Regions from separate parts of the Homo sapiens genome. Here regions 1, 2, 3 and 5 are each linked to region 4. Evidence: read pairs that join two places in POLR2A ChIA-PET (ENCODE). Cell type or tissue: CD4-positive, alpha-beta T cell. All regions are shown on one strand.

What was found. ChIA-PET counts read pairs that join two places held together with the same protein. Peaks named below come from ENCODE experiments on the same cell type or tissue, not always from the same donor. Only the 100,000 strongest peaks of a DNase experiment are listed, where the experiment ranks them.
Region 1: POLR2A ChIA-PET joins it to region 4 with 13 read pairs; 4 of 35 experiments call an interaction of 5 or more read pairs at or near these places.
Region 2: POLR2A ChIA-PET joins it to region 4 with 20 read pairs; 6 of 35 experiments call an interaction of 5 or more read pairs at or near these places.
Region 3: POLR2A ChIA-PET joins it to region 4 with 14 read pairs; 7 of 35 experiments call an interaction of 5 or more read pairs at or near these places.
Region 5: POLR2A ChIA-PET joins it to region 4 with 16 read pairs; 10 of 35 experiments call an interaction of 5 or more read pairs at or near these places.

The regions. Positions count from the first base shown.
Region 1 is chr9:129,458,733-129,462,732 of GRCh38, reverse strand. No RefSeq gene overlaps it. Among named protein-coding and RNA genes, the nearest start is that of LINC00963, 28 kb to the left of the region's middle. RefSeq lists a silencer at 1,895-2,184 and enhancers at 1,824-2,447, 2,579-3,099, 3,100-3,621, 3,998-4,000. In CD4-positive, alpha-beta T cell, no CTCF peak of the experiment used is centred here; DNase peaks (open chromatin) are centred at 2,232 and 3,342; H3K4me3 peaks cover 2,451 bases; H3K27ac peaks cover 2,111 bases.
Region 2 is chr9:129,624,023-129,628,022 of GRCh38, reverse strand. It overlaps NTMT1 (N-terminal Xaa-Pro-Lys N-methyltransferase 1), which reads right to left and starts at 1,860. Exons shown (of 4, transcript NM_014064.4): 1 at 1,728-1,860. RefSeq lists a silencer at 1,496-1,735 and enhancers at 1,349-1,887, 3,740-3,789, 3,800-3,939. In CD4-positive, alpha-beta T cell, CTCF peaks have their summits at 3,483 and 3,682 (motif pointing right); DNase peaks (open chromatin) are centred at 1,252, 1,842, 2,952, 3,692 and 1 weaker place; H3K4me3 peaks cover 2,765 bases; H3K27ac peaks cover 1,851 bases.
Region 3 is chr9:129,381,416-129,385,415 of GRCh38, reverse strand. No RefSeq gene overlaps it. Among named protein-coding and RNA genes, the nearest start is that of LINC01503, 46 kb to the right of the region's middle. RefSeq lists silencers at 1,470-1,589, 1,740-1,959. In CD4-positive, alpha-beta T cell, no CTCF peak of the experiment used is centred here; a DNase peak (open chromatin) is centred at 1,625; H3K4me3 peaks cover 1,372 bases; H3K27ac peaks cover 1,238 bases.
Region 4 is chr9:129,234,009-129,238,008 of GRCh38, reverse strand. IER5L-AS1 (IER5L antisense RNA 1) reads right to left here and starts at 1,780. Exons shown (of 7, transcript NR_187590.1): 1 at 1,698-1,780; 2 at 1,267-1,436. RefSeq lists an enhancer at 605-899. In CD4-positive, alpha-beta T cell, no CTCF peak of the experiment used is centred here; DNase peaks (open chromatin) are centred at 678, 1,348 and 1,898; H3K4me3 peaks cover 2,292 bases; H3K27ac peaks cover 1,589 bases.
Region 5 is chr9:129,318,495-129,322,494 of GRCh38, reverse strand. It overlaps LINC02913 (long intergenic non-protein coding RNA 2913), which reads right to left and starts at 1,479. Exons shown (of 2, transcript NR_149714.1): 1 at 1,449-1,479; 2 at 1-703. RefSeq lists enhancers at 1-528, 529-1,097, 1,420-1,469, 1,950-2,009 and a silencer at 1,670-1,789. In CD4-positive, alpha-beta T cell, a CTCF peak has its summit at 1,585; a DNase peak (open chromatin) is centred at 1,554; H3K4me3 peaks cover 1,169 bases.

The DNA of each region.
Region 1 (4,000 bases), 220 kb before region 4:
AGTCCTTCCTGGACCCCAGCATCCCCAGGCAACCACAGAGCTGCTTTCTGTCATTACCGACTCGCACGCATCTTCCGGGACTTCACACCGACACAATCCCCCATGCCTTGCTGGTGGCTGCCGGCTCCTCTCCCAGTCATGGTGCTGTGGTGCTGTGTGCACGGTTGTTCCGGCTCCTCTCCTGGTCATGGTGCTGTGGTGCTGTGTGCACGGTCGTTCCTGTTGGTGAGTCGCCTTCCATGGGACGGATGTGCCACAACCTGTTGCTCCCTTTGCCTGCGGGACGGAGCAACACTGTGCTGTCTCCAGTTTCCGCCTTTTACAAATAAAGCTGCTGTGAACACTCATGTGCAAGGCTCTGTGTGGAGGTGAGTTTCATTGTTTTCTTTTTCTTTCTTTTCTTTTCTTTTCTTTTCTTTCTTTTTTTTTTTTGAGACATGGTCTCGCTCTGTCGCCCAGGCTGGAGTACAGTGGCGTAATTTTGGCTCACTGCGGCCTCAACCTCCCTGGCTCAAGCGATCCTCTCACCTCGGCCTCCTGAGTAGCTGGGACTACAGGTGTGCACCACCATGCCTGGCTAATTCTTTTTTTTTTTTTTTTTAATTGAGACGGAGTTTCGCCCTTGCTGCCCAGGCTGGAGTGCAGTGGCATGATCTCGGTTCACTGCAACCTCCGCCTCCCAGATTCAAGCGATTCTCCTGTCTCTGCCTCCCAAGTAGCTGGGATTACAGGCATGCACCACCATGCCTGGCTAATTTTTGTATTTTTTGTAGAGATGGGGTTTCACCGTGTTGGCCAGGCTGGTCTTGAACTCCTGACCTCAGGTGATTCACCTGCCTTGGCTTCCCAAAGTGCTGAGGTTACAGCCGTGAGCCACCACACCCGGCATATATATATACATATATGTTTTTTTTTTTTAGACTCTCGCTCTGTCGCCCAGGTTGGAGTGCGGTGGCATGATCTCTGTTCACTGCAAGCTCCACCTCCCGGGTTCAGGCCATTCTCCTGCCTCAGCCTCCAGAGTAGCTGGGACTACAGGCACCCACCACCATGCCCAGCTAATTTTTTGTATTTTTAGTAGAGACGGGGTTTCACCGTGTTAGCCAGGATGGTCTCGATTTCCTGACCTCGTGATCCGCCCGTCTCGGCTTCCCAAAGTGCTGGGATTACAGGCATGAGCCACCGCGCCCGTCCAGTCTTTAAATATTTTGTAAAGACAGGGTCTCACTATGTTGCCTAGACTGGTCTTGGACCCCTGGGTTCAAGAGATCCGCCCGCCTCAGCCTCCCAAAGTGCTGGGATTACAGGCATGAGCCACTGCGCCGGTGGAGATTTCATTTCTTGGAGATAAAAGCCTCGGAGTGCCATGGTCAGATCCGTGGTAAGAGTATGTTCAACTTTTTTAAAAGTGCCAAATGTTTTCCAAAAGTAGTCGAACCACTTCTCATTCCTATCAGCGGTGGATGAGGGTCCCACTGGAGTGTGGGATTTGAACTCAGGCCCAGCCCACTCCAGAACCTGTGTCTGTCCCTGCCAAGCTTCAGGGATCCTCTCTGAAGGCCTTGGAGAAGGAACCAGCAGACAGCCGGCGGGGGCGGTGCTGGGATGCGGGCTCCGGCCTCTTTGCATCAGCCGAGGGTCCCTCCCTTGTAGCTGGGTCTGGCTTCCTCCTTGAACAGAGTGCTGCCTTCCCAGGGGCTCCTGGAGGGCAGGGGTGGGCACTCCGTGGGCACCAGGCCCACGAGGGGCTCCAGACCCTCCGCGGACCCTTGTCCCTGGCTGGGTTGAAGATGCCCGGAGTCTCCCAGGCCATGCCAAAGGCTTGTGGGGGTGGGGAAGGGTGCGAGGGTTTCACCAGGCACGCGCCAGGGAAAGGGCTTGTCCCTTGAGCTCCGACAGACAAGGAGGAGGAAGGAAGCCACCAGAACCCAGGCAGCGGCCGGGGGGAGAGCCAGAGAGTTTAGCAGCCAAAGCGGGGAGGGGCGACCCTCTCCTTCCAGACCCCAGGGAGGTGGGCAGAAAGCGGGAGGGGCGCGAGAAGGGAGCAGGGATTCTTCATTAAAACTGAACCCCCGGAGCCGGGCCCGCGGCGGCCGAGCAGCCGGGCTGCAGGCGGCCTCCCTCTCGCGGCGCACAGAGGCCCGCGCCGGCTCCAGCCGCCCGCGGCCGACCTCGCGCGTCCTCAAAGCCAGCCTGTCCCACTTCCCCCGCCGGTTGCTACAGCAACTGAGCTCTGAGTAATCAGCTGCACGGTGACCTTTCTTCCCCCGGAGAGCGGGAGGGAGGGAGCGGGAGGGCGGAGGGAGGAAGGGAGGGGAGGAGAGAGGGGGGAGGAGGAGGGAGGAGGAGAATGGAGGGGAAAGATGGAGAGGAGGAGGGAGGGAGGCTGGAGGGGGGAGATGCAGGCGGGGGAGGAGGGAGGAGGAGCAGGGGGAGGCTGAGCTGCTGGTCAAAGCTGTAAATCCCTGCAGCTGGGGTCTGAGGGCTTTGCGGGGAGGAGCTGGCAGTCAGAAGGCGGGAGAGAGGAGGGGGCGGCCGGCAGCACCGTGGTAGGGGGAGGGAGGGGTAGCCAGGGAACTGACCCGGACAGATTCCCTCCCAGGCACCCCTGGCGCCCACCCCTAGCCCCTCCCGGGATGCTCCCCCGAGTCCTCCCTCGTGGAGAGGTGAGGGGACTGTGAGAGAACGGCAGGTCCCCAGTGCTCTCTGGCTCACAGGACAGCCCTCCCGCCTCCGCAGCCGCCTTGATTCCACCATTCCCCAGATGGAAAAACTGAGGCTGGGAGGCTTGTTTACAGTGTCAGGGCCCCGAGCTTGGCCCCTGGGACAGCCCCTCACCCCACAACCGCCACTAGCTGGCAACCAGGTGGAGGAAAGTTCTGGTCCACGCCCAGCCTTCCCACCTCCCTGATCTCTGGCCTCAGTTTCCCTGGTTGTAAAGCAAGGATCCCCACGGCATGGTGTACGCTGCAGTGGCGGGGGAGTTAGGGGGCTCCATGGAGCTTCTCACACCCCAGTGTTGATTTAAGATTCTCTAAGCGCAGCAGAAGCGCGGTGAGGCGAATGTGAGAGGGCCGGGACTGGAGATGCTGGGGATGGGGTGGGCATACTTAGGAGAAGGGGCCCCACAGGTCCCGGAGCGGCCAGGTAGCTGGGGCACCACCCAGGCCCCCTCAGGCGCGGAAACCTTCCTGCTACCTGGTATCCTGCCTACCCCCCCCAGCTCGGCCGCCCTGGGGCCTCTCCGGCTCCAGCTCTTGGCTGGGCCTCGGTGCCAGCACAAGCCCTATCACCCGCCGGCCCTGGGGACCCGCCAGCCGCCTGTTTACGAGGCCAGCCAGCCCCCCGTCACAGCCGTGCCCACGGGGTGGGGGAGGGACGACAGATGGCGGAGGTGCCATTTTAACCAGAGTCTGCAGCCGTTGGGGAAGGAGAGGAAGTAGCCCAGGGCTGGAGGGAGCTGGGACCTTCTGTTGTTGCTGCCCCTGGGGCACCTCCATCCTACCCCCTCTGCACGGGCACCTCTCCCGAGCTCAGGTCTGAGTGGCACAGATCCAACAACCTCGTCACTGGGGCTGCCTAATCTTCCATGGACTCTGTGGGTGCCCCTTGGATCAGCGAAGCATCCGGGGTCCCCCGGGGGCAGGGGCTATAGGGGCAATCTCTTAAGGCTCCACTGTGAGGAGGGCCCCATGACTTCTCCAGCCCACAGCAAGGATCCCCCACCCCCACTACTGACTATGAAATGCAGGCTGCAGGGAGTCACAGCAGGAGGGACCGTGGGCAGACAGGGCTGCAAAGTTCGGCCTGCCTCGAGGCTCCAGCAGGGGAGCTCAGGACGGGTTGGGAGCAAAGTCTGGGAGAGGGAGAGGGGCTCCCCCCAGGCGTTCTGTGCTTTCATCCCAGCTCAGCACCCATGTCAGCCCCAGAACCTCCCCCAGGCTTCCACATTCAAAGCTCCAGCTGCAGAGGGTGCTGACCTCGCCCCTGTGGGGGTAGG
Region 2 (4,000 bases), 390 kb before region 4:
CAGTAAATGTGATCCTACATCCTTCACAGTCACCTGGCTGCTGCCTCCTCCTCCCCGCCAAGGTGTTCAGACCCAAGGTACTGCATCTCTTCTCCCACGACCCATGGAAGAAAACAGTGCTGAAACTGTCACCGGCAGACTTTTGCAGTCATCTCATCCTCCTCACGTAAGTCTCTACGGAAAAGCCTGCCTAAAAGTTACCTCCACCCTCTAGCAGCCTAGTGGACAGAGTCCATCCTCCCTGGATCTTTGTGGACAGCAGCAGGCCACATGCAAACGGCAGAGTGCTCTAAGAAAAAGAAGGAAGTGAGAAAGGGAGGGAAGAAGACAAAACAGGGGATACATTTAAAAACTAACAAAGGCTCTGATGGAGCCAGATGAACCAGATCTGAATCTTGGCTCTGCACACCTGCTGTGTAAGCACAGACAAGACATTAAACCTCACCATTCCTCAGTTCACCTATAAAATGGAACAGTAATACCGACTTTACAGAAAGGCTGTGATTAAAAGTGCATATGAAAAGCTTAAAGTGCTTTGCACAGTGCCGGGCACATATTCTCTCTTGAGCTTAGAAATCTCTGTCAAATGAGATTCTTGTCAACTCTGCCCACTATGAGGATCAAATGGGAAAACTGCCTTAGAATGCCACAGAAGCTGTATTGGACACACCTAGGGGACTGTTACTGGTATGCTGGGCGGCCAAGCCAGCAGACTCAAACAGCTCTGCAAATCAGCCAGAGTGGGGAGTGAGCTTCCTCTGCCTATAAGCACAGAACCCCCACCGAGATTTTTTAGATGCCATCCTTGTGATCCTAGGGCTTCCGGCCTCCACCAAAACGCTCCATGCATCCTTCCAACCCCCGCACAGTCCTCAGTTTACATAGAGAAAAACCAGCACACTAAAGGAAGTGACGTGTCTTTAAACATACAAACAGGAAGCCGAGAACAGAATTAAGGAGGGAATCCAGGCTCCTTATACCAGCCCTGGTTCCTCCCAGAGGCTCATCCCATCTCACTGGGCAATCATTCTACACACCACAACCACCGGTTACACTGTCCCTCCCCGCTGTCAGGGCCTCTGACACCAGTTGTGGCAATCACTTATAGTACAGAGGAGAAACCAAAGTCCAGAGGGAGAGATCACACAGTTGGTGCGCAGCAAAGTCTGGGCTTTTCGATATGGCAGCCTCCCTGCAGACAGGCTGACCTTGGCCGCAAGGGCTCTCGGGCTGTCTTTTTTGAGCTGCACCTGTGTCGGGCTGGCGCTCGGGTGGCACCCAAGGTTAAATACGACAGCAACTTCTGTGCAGCGGGCACTTAACTGTGCCAGGCTCTGAACTGGGCATTTTACCGATTTTACCGATTCCTCCCATCCATCCTCCAAGTGGGCGCTCTCCATATCCCTGTTTCTCGGAAGGGAAACAGGCTCAGAGAAAGGGATTTGCTGCGGTCTGGGGACCGGGGTGGGGGAGTGCCCTGCCTGGGCTTTGAGTGCCTTGACTTTCCTCCTGTACCCCGACCCATGGACTGCTCCGTAGTCCCTGCCCAGGTCCGGCCCGTAGACCTCTTGGGGACGCGCACGTGAGGCCTGTGCCGGCCCGCGCGCACGCGCCGGGTCACGTGACGAGCCGGGGACCCGGGACCTCAGGGCGCCGAAACAGTTAGGGGTCGCAGCCTCCCCTCTCCCAGCGGCTGCCTACCCTTCGCACCGCCTCGCGCTACTCACTCCGGGCGGGGGCTCCCGGGACCGAGAGAAGAAGATGGGGAAGAGGAAGGGAGGGCGGCGGCGGCGGAGACGCCACAAGCCAACCGCAGCTCCGCCAGACCACGACCAGACGCGACAGCTCGCGGCGCGCGCTGCCTTTGTCCGCCAACGTCACTTCCGGGCGTTTAGGGGCGGGCCCATGGCTGGCTCCACCCCCTCGCTCAGCTCGCCCCTCCCCCGCGCGGGCTCCGGATTTAACTTAACTTCTTTTGAAAAATAATTTAAATTTTTTTTTTTTTTTTTTTGAGATAGAATCTTGCTCTGTCAAGCAGGCTGGAGTGCAGTGGCGCGATCTCGGCTCACCGCAACCTCTGCCTCCCAGGTTCCAGCGATTCTCCTGCGTCAGCCTCCAGAGTACCTGGGACTACAGGCGTGAGCTACCACACCCAGCTAATTTTTGTATTTTTAGTAGAGACGGGTTTTCACCATGTTGGCCAGGCTGGTCTCGAACTCCTGACTTCAAGTGATCCGCCCGCCTCTGCCTTCCGAAGTGTTGGGATTATAGGCGTGAGCCACCGCACCTGGCCTAATTTGACTTCTTTAAAAAAAAAAAATTAGAGACGGGGTCTCACCCTGTTGCTCAGGCTGATCTTGAACTCCTGGCCTCAAGCGAGGCTTCCACCTCGGCCTTCCAGACTGCTGGGATTACATGCGTGAGCCACCGCGCCCAACACAGGTTACAGCTCAAAACTTGACTAAATTGACTTTTGGGAATCTAGAAGGACCTCCCGAACGGAAAAGAGCCGCAGCGTCGCCCTCTCCCCGTCCCCAGCACGTACAACAGTTCGTTTGGAGGCTGCAGGCTGGACTTCTAAAAACGAGTGTGTTGTGCGGGCTTTGAGTAAAAAGGGAAAAAAAAGCCATTGGTCCTCAAATCCACCCATCTCCATTAGCATCTTAAAATAATACCGACCCCCCAAAATAAATAAAATAAAAAGAAATACTCTCGGCAGTGCCATGGGATTCCCACTGAAATGAGCAAAACAAGCCCATGACGTTTCCATTCCAAAAGCGTGGCCCTTCCCTAGGCTCCTCCCATGCAAAGAAATTCTGGAGCTATCTCCGAGGCAGCGGTGATGGAAACGGGAGCTTGCAGGTGGGTAGAGCCTGTTAACATTTCCGAGCTTCAGTCTCCTGTCAGAAGAGGAAGTTGAGCAACGTAATAATTACTCAACTTCTGATGCTCTGAGAGGGTTAAACTTGTGGGACATTGCACGTCAGACCTTCAGCTCAGCACCTGCAGTGGGTTCTCAGGAAATGGAAGCTGTTATAATGACAATATCCATCTTAAGTTCATTTTTCCTATACTATTAATAATATCCTTGTGTTGGCAGGGCACGGTGGTGCACGACTCTAATCCCAGCATTTTGGGAGGCCAAGGCAGGCGGATCACCTGAGGTCAGGAATTTGAGACCAGCCTGGCCAACATGGCAAAACCCCGTCTCTACTAAAAATACAAAATTAGCCAGGGATGGTGGTGCATGCCTGTAGTCCCAGCTACTCTGAGGCTGAGGCAGGAGAATAGCCTGAACCTAGGAGGCAGAAGTTGCAATGAGCCTAGATCGCGCCATTGCTTTCCAGCCTGGGTGACAAGAACGAAACTCTGTCTCAAAAATAAAATAATAATAATACTATCCTGGTGTTCCTTCCTCTGGGCGACGCACACAGAAGGTGCTTAAAGTGTGTTTGCTCTAAATGTGTTGAAAGCTACGGTAGAAAGGGGATGCTAAAAAGCCCCTTCTGCATTGAGTCCGCAGGATGTGTGTATGTGCATCTTATTTGGCATACCCTCTAGACTATTCTAGGTCACAACTGCTACCCCTGGTCTGAGCCCCTCTCCCAAGCTTCATTTTCTGTGTCTTTAAGCAAAGGGATTGATCCTGGGCAATTTCAATCGGTGGGGGTGTCCGGAATCCTCCGCCAGGGGGCAGCTCTGATCCAAGCTCTCTGTATGCCTAAAAATCCAGCCCTGTCTTATTTCCTGTCAACAGAAGAGCAAGCCCCTTCCCCACAGCCACGCTCCAAGGCCTTCCCAGGACTGGCCGGCTCCCTGACCTCAAAGCCTCTGGCATCTCTGAATTCCCAAGCCTAGCACATAGTAGTTCCTTGATAAATATTTGCAGAGTGCAAGGGCTGGAGGGCTCCTTAGAAACCATCTAGTTAGGCCAGGCGCAGTGGCTCACGCCTGTAATCTCAGCACTTTGGGAGGCCGAGGCAGGTGGATCACAAGGGCA
Region 3 (4,000 bases), 150 kb before region 4:
TGAGGAGCAGTGAACTTGGGGGAAAGATGGCAGCTTTGATACAGGGGCATGGGAGATCTGGATGGAGCCACTACATTGGGTCCTTTCGGGGGCTGGTGCCCAGGAGGGAGTATGTGGGGTGAGGGAGAGTCAATGTCGGTGCCGGGTGGCAGGGTTGAGGAAGGTCGCACCATGGTCCCTGGCCAAGGCCTTACTCATTGGAGAAGTACACATTGCTTCTTTTCCCAGGACACTCCCTTTTGGGGCTGTCACCGTGCCTCAAGTACCCTCCTTGTTGGAACTGATGTCCAAGGCTACATGTGAGTGGTAGAGCCCATCAAGCTGCAAATTTCTTGGAAGTGGCCTTCCAGCCACCTCCCATTAGCACAGGAGGCAGGGACCTCTCTGATGGGGTTGACAAGCTGATTCCTCAAGCCTGAATCCATGCTGCAAGGACGGGTGTAAATGACAGTGGCGACATGCTTCTGTCTGAGGCTTTTCACTGCTTGGAATGACATCCCACCGCGCTCTGCTTCATCCTCTGAGGGCCCTGAGATGCAGGCCAGGCAGCCTTCTGCCTCAGTTTCACAGAGAAAAAAGTTCAGGCACAGAGAGGCCTAGCAACTTGCACATAATCACACAGCCAGACAGAACTGGCCAGAATTTGAACCCAGCTCTCCAGCCTTCAGACCTGGCCCTCTTTCTATTTCCACCGGATGGTCCTCACAGCAGGGATTGGGGCAGGGAATCGTACCAAGTGAAAGTCAGCCATTGAGGACTGCGGGTGGGTGGAAGGTGAAGAGGCTCCCTGGAGAGAGTGGAGGGACCCCAGGCGAGGGAAGCGTCTGTATAATCCCCACAACTGCCCTGGCCCAACGCATGTCCTTTGCTCTGCCCTAAGTGCCTGGTCCTGTGCTCTGTATTGGTCATCACCTTGAACCCTCAAACATCTTATTCTGAGCCCATCTTACAGCCAAGAAAATGGATGCTCAGAGAGGTTAAGGAATTTGCCTAAGGTCAATTAGTGAGGAATAGAGGTCTCTGGCCTGTTGGAGCCCAGAGCTCGTGCAAAGGCCCTGAGGTAGGGCCCAGGAACAGGGTGTGTAAAAGAACTGTAAGGAGTGGGTGGGGAGGAGGGGAGAAGCTGCGGAGGTCCCTCTCGGTCCCATCCAAACCTCACTTGCTCAAGCAAAAGTTTCAGGGTGTCGCTTCCTGTTCAGTGGAGCAAGGCCCCGTCCATACTGGCCTCGGTTTCCTTGGGATGGGGGAAAGGGGTGGCAGAAAGCGCCCCCTACCCTACCCTACCCCCAGTCCAAGTCAGAAGAAGTAGCTGCAGCTTCCGGGAAGGTTGTCTGGAGACCCAGAAAGAGAGAGAAGTGGGTGGGGACGAGGGGCACCGGTAATGAACGCGGTCTTCTGCCCGCAGCGACGCAGACTGGGCTGTAATCCGGGCCTCCTGGGCCAGCAGGGCCTGGCGGGCCTTCCCCAGCGCAGGTTCCCATGTTCATTTAGGCCCCGCGACGCCCGGCGGGACGCCCTTCCCTTTAGGGACAGGGGCGCGGGGCGGGGTCGCCGGTCGCGCGCGGGCACACGGGCACGCACACACGCGCGCGCACAGACGCTCCCGGAGCCGTCAGAGGAGGCGAAAGGAACCAAGAAGTGAAAGTGAGCAACCTCTAGTGAAAGAAATAGACATGCACAGACAGCTCGGAAACTGACGCGGTGCCAGCGAGCCGGCCTTCCCGGGCGCGCCCGGGTGCGCAGGCAGCGCGTTCCCCAAGCTGGGCGCGCGCTCGGCGGCCACCGAGGAGGGCCTGCCACTCGCTCGCGTCCCCCCAGTTCCTTTTCCTGCTTCTTGCTGCCTCCGCCTCTCAAGCAGCCGGGAGGTCCCCGCGCGAGGCCCCCAGCGGGCGCCCCAGGATCCATCGGGTCCCCCACGATCCTTCACGCCCTGGACCCCGGCAAAGCGCGGCTGGGCCCAGCCTTGAACCCTGGCGGCCGAGGGTCAGAGAGCTCTGGCGTTTGAGTCCTTTCGCCCACCAGGCCCGGGCTACCTGCAGAGTGGAGGCCTTTGCCCTCCCCCGCCTCCCCCGCCACCCGTCTGCACGGACTGTCCCTGCGCTGCGGCTCCCGGGAGCGCCCAGGCCCTGCAGTGGTCACTGCACAGATGACTTTGGCAATAGCCATCTCTTGGAGAAGGAACTTCCAAGTGACAGTCCTGAGAGGCCAACGGCCAGTCGGCTGATGTGAGCAGCGCCTGGCAGCCTCAGAAGGGCTCACCCTGCCCGCCTCCCTGCCCCCACCCTCCCTGCACTAAACCAGCTTTTCCAGCTCTGCAGCCTGGTCAGGTTTCTGGCAGGTGTGGGTTGTTTTCTGCCCCTGGAGCTTGGGTGGGAAAAGAGAGAGGTCTGAGAAGCTGGGTGCCCACCTAGTGCTCTGCCATGCCTGCATCCCCACTCCAGAGGCCCCCCAGGGACTCTCAGTGTGGAAACAGACCCCAACTTAACAGAAAAGGCTGGGATGCCTGTTGGCTGATGAAGTCAGGCCTTTTGGACAGATATCAAGCAGAAGCCATGACTAGTGATAAGGCTCCCCTTCCCTCTGGGTTTCGAGAGCCACAGTTTCGAGAGCTTGGTGGGCAGTAAACAGCCCCAAAGCTTCTCAACAGACACAGAAGGGTGTGGCTTCTTCCCATTGGGAAGCTATTGGTGGGAGGGTTGCCAGACCCTTCCCAGATCTTGTTTCAGCTGGGTGAGCCTGGGGACACTTGGCCACACAGGGTGTCCCCAACTAAGCTAGGATGCAAAAAGAAAATGCCTTGTCCCAGTCATAGCCCAGTGGGAGACAGAGGGGTAAACAATCAAAATGGGGTGTGAGGACAGCTCTGAAGGAGGCCTGAGCCAGGGGGTGTCCCCTGGAGGCACCAGGAGAAGCAGGGAGGGTGCTCTCAGCAAAGGCAGCCACATGGGAGTCTGGGGGGTGCCCAGGAAGCTGCAGACCCCAGAGGCCCCACAGAGCTCTGCAGACTGCCCAGTTGCAGAAAGCCTAGACCCACCATCAAAATCAAAATAGGGGCCGGGCGCCATGGCTCACGCCTGCAACCCCAGCACTTGGGAGGCCAAAGCAGGTGGATCTCTTGAGGTCAGGAGTTTGAAACCAACCTAACCAACATGGTGAAACCCTGTCTCTACTGAAAATACAAAAATTAGCTGGGTGTGGTGGCACACACCTGTAATCTCAGCTATTTAGGAAGCTGAGGCAGGAGAATTCCTTGAACCCAGGAGGCAGAGGCTGCAGTGAGCCGAGATCGCACCACCGCATTCCAGCCTGGGCAACAGAGAAAGACTCCATCTCAAAAAAAAAAAAAAAAAAAAAGACAAAAAAAAAAACCAAAGTGGGGAGCCCTCGGGGACTTGTGCCTCCTTTAATGCTAAAGATGGACAGACTAGGGGTCTGAGAGGTGGTGCCACCTGCCCAAGGTCACCCCACTGGCTAGTTTGGGCTGGGCCCTGGCACACAGTAGGTGCTTACTAATGGGCTGTGAGGACTGGAATCCGGGGAGCCAGAGAGAGGGCCACCGCCCTTCCGCCCCTACCATCCCACAGATCTTTACTGAGAGCCTTCCACTGCGCTGGGAGCTCAGCCACATGCGGAAGACACGAAGAGCCAGGTAAACAGATGGGAGCGCATGGGGAGTAAGGCCCTCCCGGAGGAGGGAGCCCGGGGACAGAGTACCCCAGGCCTATGCAAAGGCCCTGAGGGACAGAACGTGCTGTGTGGCTGAGCAGAGGAGCAGAGGCCAGGAGGGGCATGCAGGCTGCAGAGGGGAATTTGGGTTTGATTTCAAGTGCATGCCTCACACAGGACTGGCGTGGAGAGGGCAGGGGGAGCTGCCATGGGGAACCCAGGCCTGGCTGCAGCAGGCTGGAGAAGCGGCTCTAGGAGGAGCCTTTGCTCTTCAAGCGCCTGCACCTTTCTCGTTTCCCACCTCCACCCATTATCCAGAAACACAATGGCCCAG
Region 4 (4,000 bases):
GCTCTTCCCTCCTGGAGCTCCAGCAACCAGCAGAGAGCTTGGCTCCTAGCAGCTGCTCAGCAAACACTTGTTGAACAATTGAAGAGATGACTTCCCTGCACATAGTAGGCCATTGTCACAGGTGGTAATGGTGGGGCCAGAGCTTTTCCATCCCAGTACAGAGAGCAAGCCCTGGTTACCTGTCATCTTCCCCTTGATCCGAGGTTCCCAAACCACAGTTATGCCTCCTATAAACTCTAGTGGGTAGAGCACCAAGTTGGGAAACTGAGGCAGCCAGGGACAAAGATTGCTGGGTAGAGCTTTTGGGTTTTTCTGGCAGGGGGAGAAACCAAGCACCAACCCTCCCTGCCACCTCCACCACCCCCCACCTGCAAAGAGCTCCCCCAGGGAGAGATACATTCACATATACTCGAATCTCTCGTGTCACAAACAGAAAAGCCATCAGCTCAGCCTGCCTGCGTCCTCAGGGGTCCCACCTTCAGAGCTAAATGCACAGCCATTTAAGGACGCAGAGACCCTCTCCTCCCAGGAGTGGAGAACCCCCAGGGGTCCCTGAAGCCTGCAAAATTGGGGGAACTGAAGCTTCTCGGAGCCCTCTCGCTCCCGCCTGCCTCATGGCTGTTCATTTCTGCAGAATCTGGGGGCTGAGGCTCTGGCGTGTGACTCACCTCCCTCCCTCCCTTCCTCCCTTCCTCTCTCTGAGTAAATGTCAAGTAACATTAGTTATCCCGTCTCCCTCCCTCGGCAGCACCCCCCTCCCTGTTTTTGGCGGTGCTGTTTACCTCGGCAGGATCAATCAGCGTTCAGGGAGAAAATAGAAACCCTTTTAGATCCAATTAATGAAAATTGGGCAGAAGGAATGTGCCTGTTTAAAATTTCACTACCTGGGCAGGGATGGAGGTGAGGACTGGAGATGAGGGAGGTGGGCTAGAATCAGGCCTGGCCCGGCAGCAAGCCCCTGGACTCCTCCAGCGTTTGGAAGAGGAACCTCAATATCTGAAGGGGAGAGGGCTGGGAGGGGCCCCAGAACCAGGCCCTGGCCAAGCGCTGTCTATAGGCACGGTACTTCCAGAGCTGAAAACAGCCGCTGGGCTACATCCTTGCAGGGCAAGCAGAAAAAATGATTGTGGGGAGGGGCCGGGGGCAGGGGGGAGGTTGAGGGGAGGGAAAGAGAATGAAAGCAGCCCCTACCACACACAGGCTTGGCTTTGGGTAGGACCCCCGGCTGCCCCGTGTTCCCAGGACCCCTAGCCCCCAGGAACACACCATGTCATTCCAAAGCCCTGTGTCTCAGGAACTGTGCTGGGGACTGAGGCCTCCACTATGAGGCCCGTGGTCTCGTGGTAAGCAGCCGTGGCTCTGTCCCCAGCTCTGCCACTGCTGGCTGCATGATCTTGAACAAGCAGCTGGCCCTCGCAGCCACTTTTCCTTTGCATCTGTAAAATGGGATGATCACGTGTGTGCCTCACAGGGCAACTGGGAGGGTGAAATAGGAAAAGGTGCAAAAAGTCCTTGGCACGGGGTCTGCCCTCCCCCAGAGTCTGCTCGCCCACCCAGCATCCTCCCCACCCACCCCAGAGCCTGTCCCTGCAGCCCCAGGGCTGCCCAGCTCCAAGAACTCCCAACTGCACACTTATCTCAGCAAAGACCCACTGAGTCCCCCTAGACTGCCGTGTAAGGTGAGCCTTGTCACTCACCCGTCTCATGGGAGAGGACAGACTTGAAGAGTCAGAGCAGCACCTGCAACGGGGCCGATGGCTCCAGGACACAGCCTGGCTCTGCCTGACCCCGCCCCGCAGCAGCAGTGGCTCCCTAACCTTGGGCACTGCAGCTTTGAGGATCGTGAGCACCCACAGTCCCACCCCCAGGACCTAAGCTGCTGGGGCAGGGATGTGAGCTTCTCACGTGCCCCACCTGCAGCAACAGGATGTGGTTTGAAAGGATGAAAGAATGAAGTTGACAGTCTTCAAAGCACTTTTGCATCCTTAAAGTGACTGTAGGCACTATTCCAATGACCTCACCTTTGGGCCTCAGTTGACTTGTCTGTAGAATGGGAGCTGAAGCAAATGTGTCACATGCCTGCAGCTTCATCACTGCGTCCAGGCAAGCTCCAGGAAGGGGACAGACCCCAGCAGGCGCGTGGCCCCCTGCACCCACTGTGTGTCCTTCAGTTCACTTTCTGCATCCCCTACCCACCCCCTGACAACACAGTGGTGAGGGGCACCAATGGGAGTCCTCACCAAAGGCCTGCACTTCGGGGTTGCCCAGGGCAACCTCTACCAACGAGGGCTGGGACGCTGGAGGGATGAGGGCTGCTTTCCATATACCCCTTGGAGGGGCCCAGTAGGGATGGAGGCCACCCTGCCCACAGTGGTGACCAGCCCCATGACACCCTAACATGGGCTTCTCCTGCTCAGCCTCACTCTCCCACCCCCTCACACAGCCCCCTCGGAGCCCTTCCCTTTTGCACCTGAGTCTTCATCACAGGCTCTGTTTTCAGGGCAACCAGGCTAAGACAGGGATGAAAAATAGCAACGACAATAACAACAACTTTATGAGCCTATGCGATGACCTCATGAGCTCATGGTGGCCCAAAAGGAGCCCGAGCACAGTGGGGGGTGGGGGTGGTGACGGGCCTGGCCTGGAGCAGGTGCTTAATGGACAGGTGCAGTCTCCCAAGCAGAGCGGGCGTCCATTCATTCATTCCACTCACGCCATGCATGGCCAAGCCAGGGCTCAGTCCCAAGAGTGGGACAGTTCCTGCCCTCGAGGACCATACCCTCGTAGAACAGATGGGCAAGCCAACCAAGGGGTACACAGCCAAGTGACAGGGTCCATGTCCAAGTGGCATAGTGCAATGGGAGAGGGAAGAAGGGCCTTTCCAGGGTGAGGAAGGCGTCCAGATTGGGGGAAAGGAGGCCGGGCAGGAAAGGTGTTCCAGCAGAGGGAACAGCTGGAGCAAAGGATCCAAGACAGAGGATGGCATGGGGGTGGGGGCAGGGTGGGCAGGGATGAGGCTGGAGAGGCCCAGAGGCACGAGCTCCCAGCAGGCCATGTTCCCTGCCAACCAGGCCTACATTAGCTGTGGGGTGATGCCTGGTTTCTGGCACTGGCAGAGGCACCAAGGCTTGTGTGGCCCAGATGTCCCTCCACCCTGCCAGCAGCAGCTGGGACTTTTGTGGAAGGGCTTGGCTCCAGAGGGGTGCACACAGGAGGGACCCCAGCTGTGCCCAGGTTCTGGTGGCTCTGCCAGGTTCAGAGAGGCCCAGCAGAGAAGGGAAGCAGCCTTGCCAGCCTAGGGCCCAAGCCCTGCCAAGGACCCAGCGTGGACAAGAGACCACGTCAGCAAAAGCCAGAATATCCTGTGCAGCTGTATGGCTCAGCCTCACTCAGGCCATTCCAGAAAGTGGCCATGAGCACCTCCTGAGGATCCGCACAGGTGGAGGATGTGGACGGTGCTCACCCATCTTCTCACACATAGTGAGTAGGCACCTTGGAGGTGGGAGAGTGTTGTGTTAGCCATGCTACGTGACACTCTGCTGCAGGAACAAACAACCTCAAAATCTCAGTGGATCAACATAACAGAAGTCTGTCTCTCATGAAGGCTATATGGCCACTGCTCTGCTCCACATGGCCACACAGGGATCCAGGCCAGGGGCTCCACCATCTTGTAGCTCCTCATCTGGAACAAGTGATCTTCTCAGTCACTAGAACAGGGGAACAGACTACAGGGAAGTCAGCTCTGGTTCTTCTGTGCTTCAGCCCAGAGGGGACACGTGTCCCTTCACCTCTCAGACCATTGGCCAGAGATGCAGAGGGGCTGGAAGCCAGAGAGCAAAGATGAGATGGCTGGTGGCACAAGCAGTGAGGGGTGAAGTCTCAGGGTGGGTCCCAGATCTGGTGACCTTGGCCACACAACTCAATCTCTTGGAGTCTTGATCTCTGCACCTATGACTCGCCCATTTCATGGAAGTGGACAGACTTGGAAAGTCAAAACAGT
Region 5 (4,000 bases), 84 kb before region 4:
ACTGTCCCAGACAGCACAGGGAAAAGGCCAGGGATGGACAGGCAGAACTGGGAACTTTCTTAGGAGGGGACAACAGGGCCTGGGACCATGTTTACCCCTGCCCCCTCTAAGGTTGCATCCTCTCTTACATGGGACACACAAAGGGCAGTGTCCCCCGGGCATCAGTGCTCTGAGGGCAGAGCCAAGCGAATGTCCCCTTAGGGCCTGCCGATGTGCTGGGGAAACGTGGTTCCCCACCCATGAGGCTGCTGCTTGCTCCAAGCCTGGGTGCCATGGCCAAGATGGCTCTACCTGGCTGCCAGGGTCACAGAGCAGAGGATTCAGATGTCTCACTTCCTGAGGGTCTCCAGGCCAGGCCCTGGCAACACAGCTGTGAACAGCCATGTGGTTCCTGCCCTCATGGAGCTCACAGCCCTGTGTGCAAAGCAGGCAATCAGGGCCTAAGCATGGGGTGCGAAACCCAGAGTGGGCAGAAGAGGACGGGCTGGGCACCAGAGAGGACTTCCCAGAGGAAGAGGCACTGAAGGGAAGGGCTCGGATGGGAAGAAAAGGGGTTCCAGGCAGAGGCCACAGCCTGGGCAAGGGCCTGGGAGAGAAAAGTGGTGGGTTCCAGGAGCTGCAGGCTTCCTCGCCCACCTCCCCCGACAGGTGAGGTTTATCGCTCAAGGCCACATACGCCATCTCACGTGGTCCCCGCTGCCACCTGGAGAGGTCAGAGGGCAGGAACTCTTACTCCCAATTCACACTGGGACAATTCCCAGCTGGACTAGAACCCCGATCTCCTGACTCCTGGCTCAGGTGAGAGTCAACATGCAAGGCTGGGCCCACAGCAGCCCTGGCATTTGACCAGCAGCCAGGTAGGCCCAATTTTCATCACCTGCCTTTAACAGATGAAGAAATTGAGGCTTAGGGAGAGCACAACACCCCTCAACTGCCGCAGTTTTTGTCTGTCTGGGGGCCCTAGGACAAGCCTGAGGTGCGGAAAAGCCCTCCCTGGGTGGGGCAAGAAACAGAGCTGGGAACGGGTGACTTGGGGTGAAGGAAGGAGGGGAGCGGGGATGGGTTTTGGAAATCCACACTGGGCAGGGAAAGGCGAAGGAATGTGGGTGAGACGGGGTGCGCCAGTCCCGGAGGGGCCCAGGGCCTCAGGCAGCCCCCTCCCTCCTTGCCTCCCAGGTGAGACCCTAACTTCGCGGAAGACGACACCCCTCAGCTGGGCGGGGAGGAGGGCCACCGCCTCCTGGCCACCCAATCAGAGACATTCCCAGTCTGATGGCGGAGGCCGCCAGGGCCAAGGGCTCCCAGGGCCTTCCCCGGGGAACCCCCGAGACCTGCCCCGGACTCGGAGGCCCACCGCGCATCGCCCGCCCCCAGCCTCATTAGCACCGACACCCGTCGTCCTCCCCTCGGTTTCCGATGGCTCCAGAATTTAAAGGTTAAATCCTAACCTCGTCTCAGCAGTTTCTCCCGGCTTTGCCTACCCAGCGCCAGTTGCTGGTAATTATATGCATCTCCGAGCAGCCAATCAGCTGTCAGACTGACAGATACTGATCTTTTCGTTTTATTTTTAGCTCTGTGCTTCCCCCTCTAGTTGCAAAAAAAAATTCTGTTTGTTCTGTGTGCTGCTGCCTCGCTCCCAGCCCTGCAGCCGGCTCTCATCTCCGCCAGCCAGGCGGGAGCAGGCAGCCGCCGGGGCTGGAGCCTGCGGTCCCCGCCCGAAAGCGGGGAACAGAACGTGCCCGCCGCCCCCGAGCTGCGGACCGCCCTGCCCAGAGCAACCCCCGGGGCTGCCATGGGGAAGGGAGGAGGCCGGGGCGCTGTGGGCACCTTGGATGCAAACACCCGAGGAGCTGTGCTCAGTCTTGGGGGCCACGCACGGGTGGAAGCAAGCCCGTACCTGCGGGCTGGGGGCTTGGAGAGAAAGACACACACAGAGACAGCGAGAGACAGAGAGACGTACACAGGCAGAGACAAGCTAGACTGAGGGCGGAGGGGAAAAAAGACAAGCACTTTCCCCCCTGGAAGCACTCGTCCCCCATCCCCCAGAACCGAACAGAAGGGGTCAGGAATGGCCTCAGCCCCGCCCTGGAGTGGGGCTCAGAGGGGAGTTTCCAGCCCCGGGCCCCCCAGAGCTCGGGCCGGGAACCTGGGCCTCCCCTCCCAGGTCTGCTGCCTCATCTGCCACGGAAGGGCGAGTGAAGTGCTCTTCGGGGTCATTTGTGAGTTGTTCTGCAAGGTTCTGTGGGCCTTCCTGGAGACTGGCAGGTGTAGGGGCCTGGCCGGAGGGAGGCCGCTATTCATACAGCTTCTCTGGAGGGAGAGACAGCAACTGAGGGCCAGGGAAGCTCTTAGGTCCCAGTGAGTCTCCCAGACAGTGGAGGGGTCTGATCCAGGGGGGCCGGCCCTGAAGAGTGATGGGAATGATTGTGAAGTTTCCTTCCATCCTCGCGGCTCTCTACAATTTGCAAAGTGTTCACTTTGCCCTAGTGGCCTCTCCTTCTGCCCCACAGTTAGCTCCAGAATGGAGTGAAATAGGGGTCTGGGAGGCCTGGGGAGGCTCACCTGTTTTCTGATGGGCCCTGGGGCCGGCGTCGGGGGAGTGTGGCCTAATGGTTCCGTCTTTGAGGTACAACTCACCTGGTTCAAGCCCCAGGGCTGCTGTTTACCAGCTCTGCGACCCTGAGTGAATGGCTCGAGCTCTCTTGGCCCCAGTGTCCCCATTGGGAAGGTGGGCCCCCACCCCACCCTGCACCCCCACAGGGTGGCTCAGGGCCAGAAGTCACTCCGTCTGGGTGCTCCTCCCGGCCCCGGCCTCCACGGGCCCGGCACACTTGTGAGCAGGTATTATTAGCTTCTCCGTTTTGCGGATGGGGAAACTGAGGTTCATGTGACTCGTAATTGGCAGAACTGGGACTAGAAACACCCCCCCACTTTTGGCTTCCTTTTCTCTGACACCACAGATGGCGCGCTGAGAAAAAAGAGAAGAGCGGGAGAAGGGAATTAGGAGCCCGAGAGAGATGGAGGGAGGCAGAAGCGCCGTGATCAATTACTTGGGCTATAAATTTCTGCTGTTTTGCAAAGTGAGCACACAGCCTCCGAGAGGCAGAGCTCCCTGGGCAGGCTCTGGAGAAACCAAACAGAGCCAAGCCCTGCAGCAGGCGCTTTTGATGGTGGGAACCGGGGAGGGAGAGGGGTCGAGCTCAAGGGTGGGTGGGACAAGCTGGGGGTGCAGCAGAGGGGGCCAGGGGAGGGCCAGAGGAGAGGAAGGAAACCCAAGTGTCAGTGAGCTTGGGAGCTGTGGGAGCCCCCTGGGGAGGGATCGGCTTCGTGCCTCCCCGGCATTCTCTCCCGCTGCTGGGGGTAGGAGAACCAGGCCTGGGCACAAGATCGTGGCCCCCTGCCACTGCATTCGAAGCTGGTACAGGGCCAGGGCGGGGGCGACGGGGGGCAGGAGGCCCTTTGAACCTCACCTTCCTTATCTGTCAAATGGGGATACTGATGACATCCATCCCCAGGGATTGGTATCTAGGGTATAAGTGGCTTAGCCTGGGGCCTGGCACACAGCAAGGAGAGTTGTTGTTGTAAATTTTTTGGAAGATTACCAAGGGCAGAAGGGTTTGGTAACTGGTGGTTTGGAGACCAACTTAATTATTTAAAAGGTGGAAAGTGGTCCCCGCTGGGAGGAAGGGTGATGGAAAGAGTTTCCCACAGTGGGGATAGGTTGGGCACGGCATTAGACCTGTCTCTTGGTCTCCCAGACATGGAGGGGCTGTGGACAGGGGCCAGGATGCTGTGTGTAGCTGGGAAAAGAGGCCAGAGCCAGCTGCCTGGACTCCACCTTTCTGGAGCCCTGCAGTGGCTCACTTAGGAAATGAGCCGGAAACAGAGGCCGGCTTCTCTCTTTGGAATCCGAGTGCCCCAGGGAACATGGGATCCTGGGAGCAACCCCCTCAGGGCCTTCCACACTGTGGAACTGCAAAGAATGTGGCGTTCCAGAAGC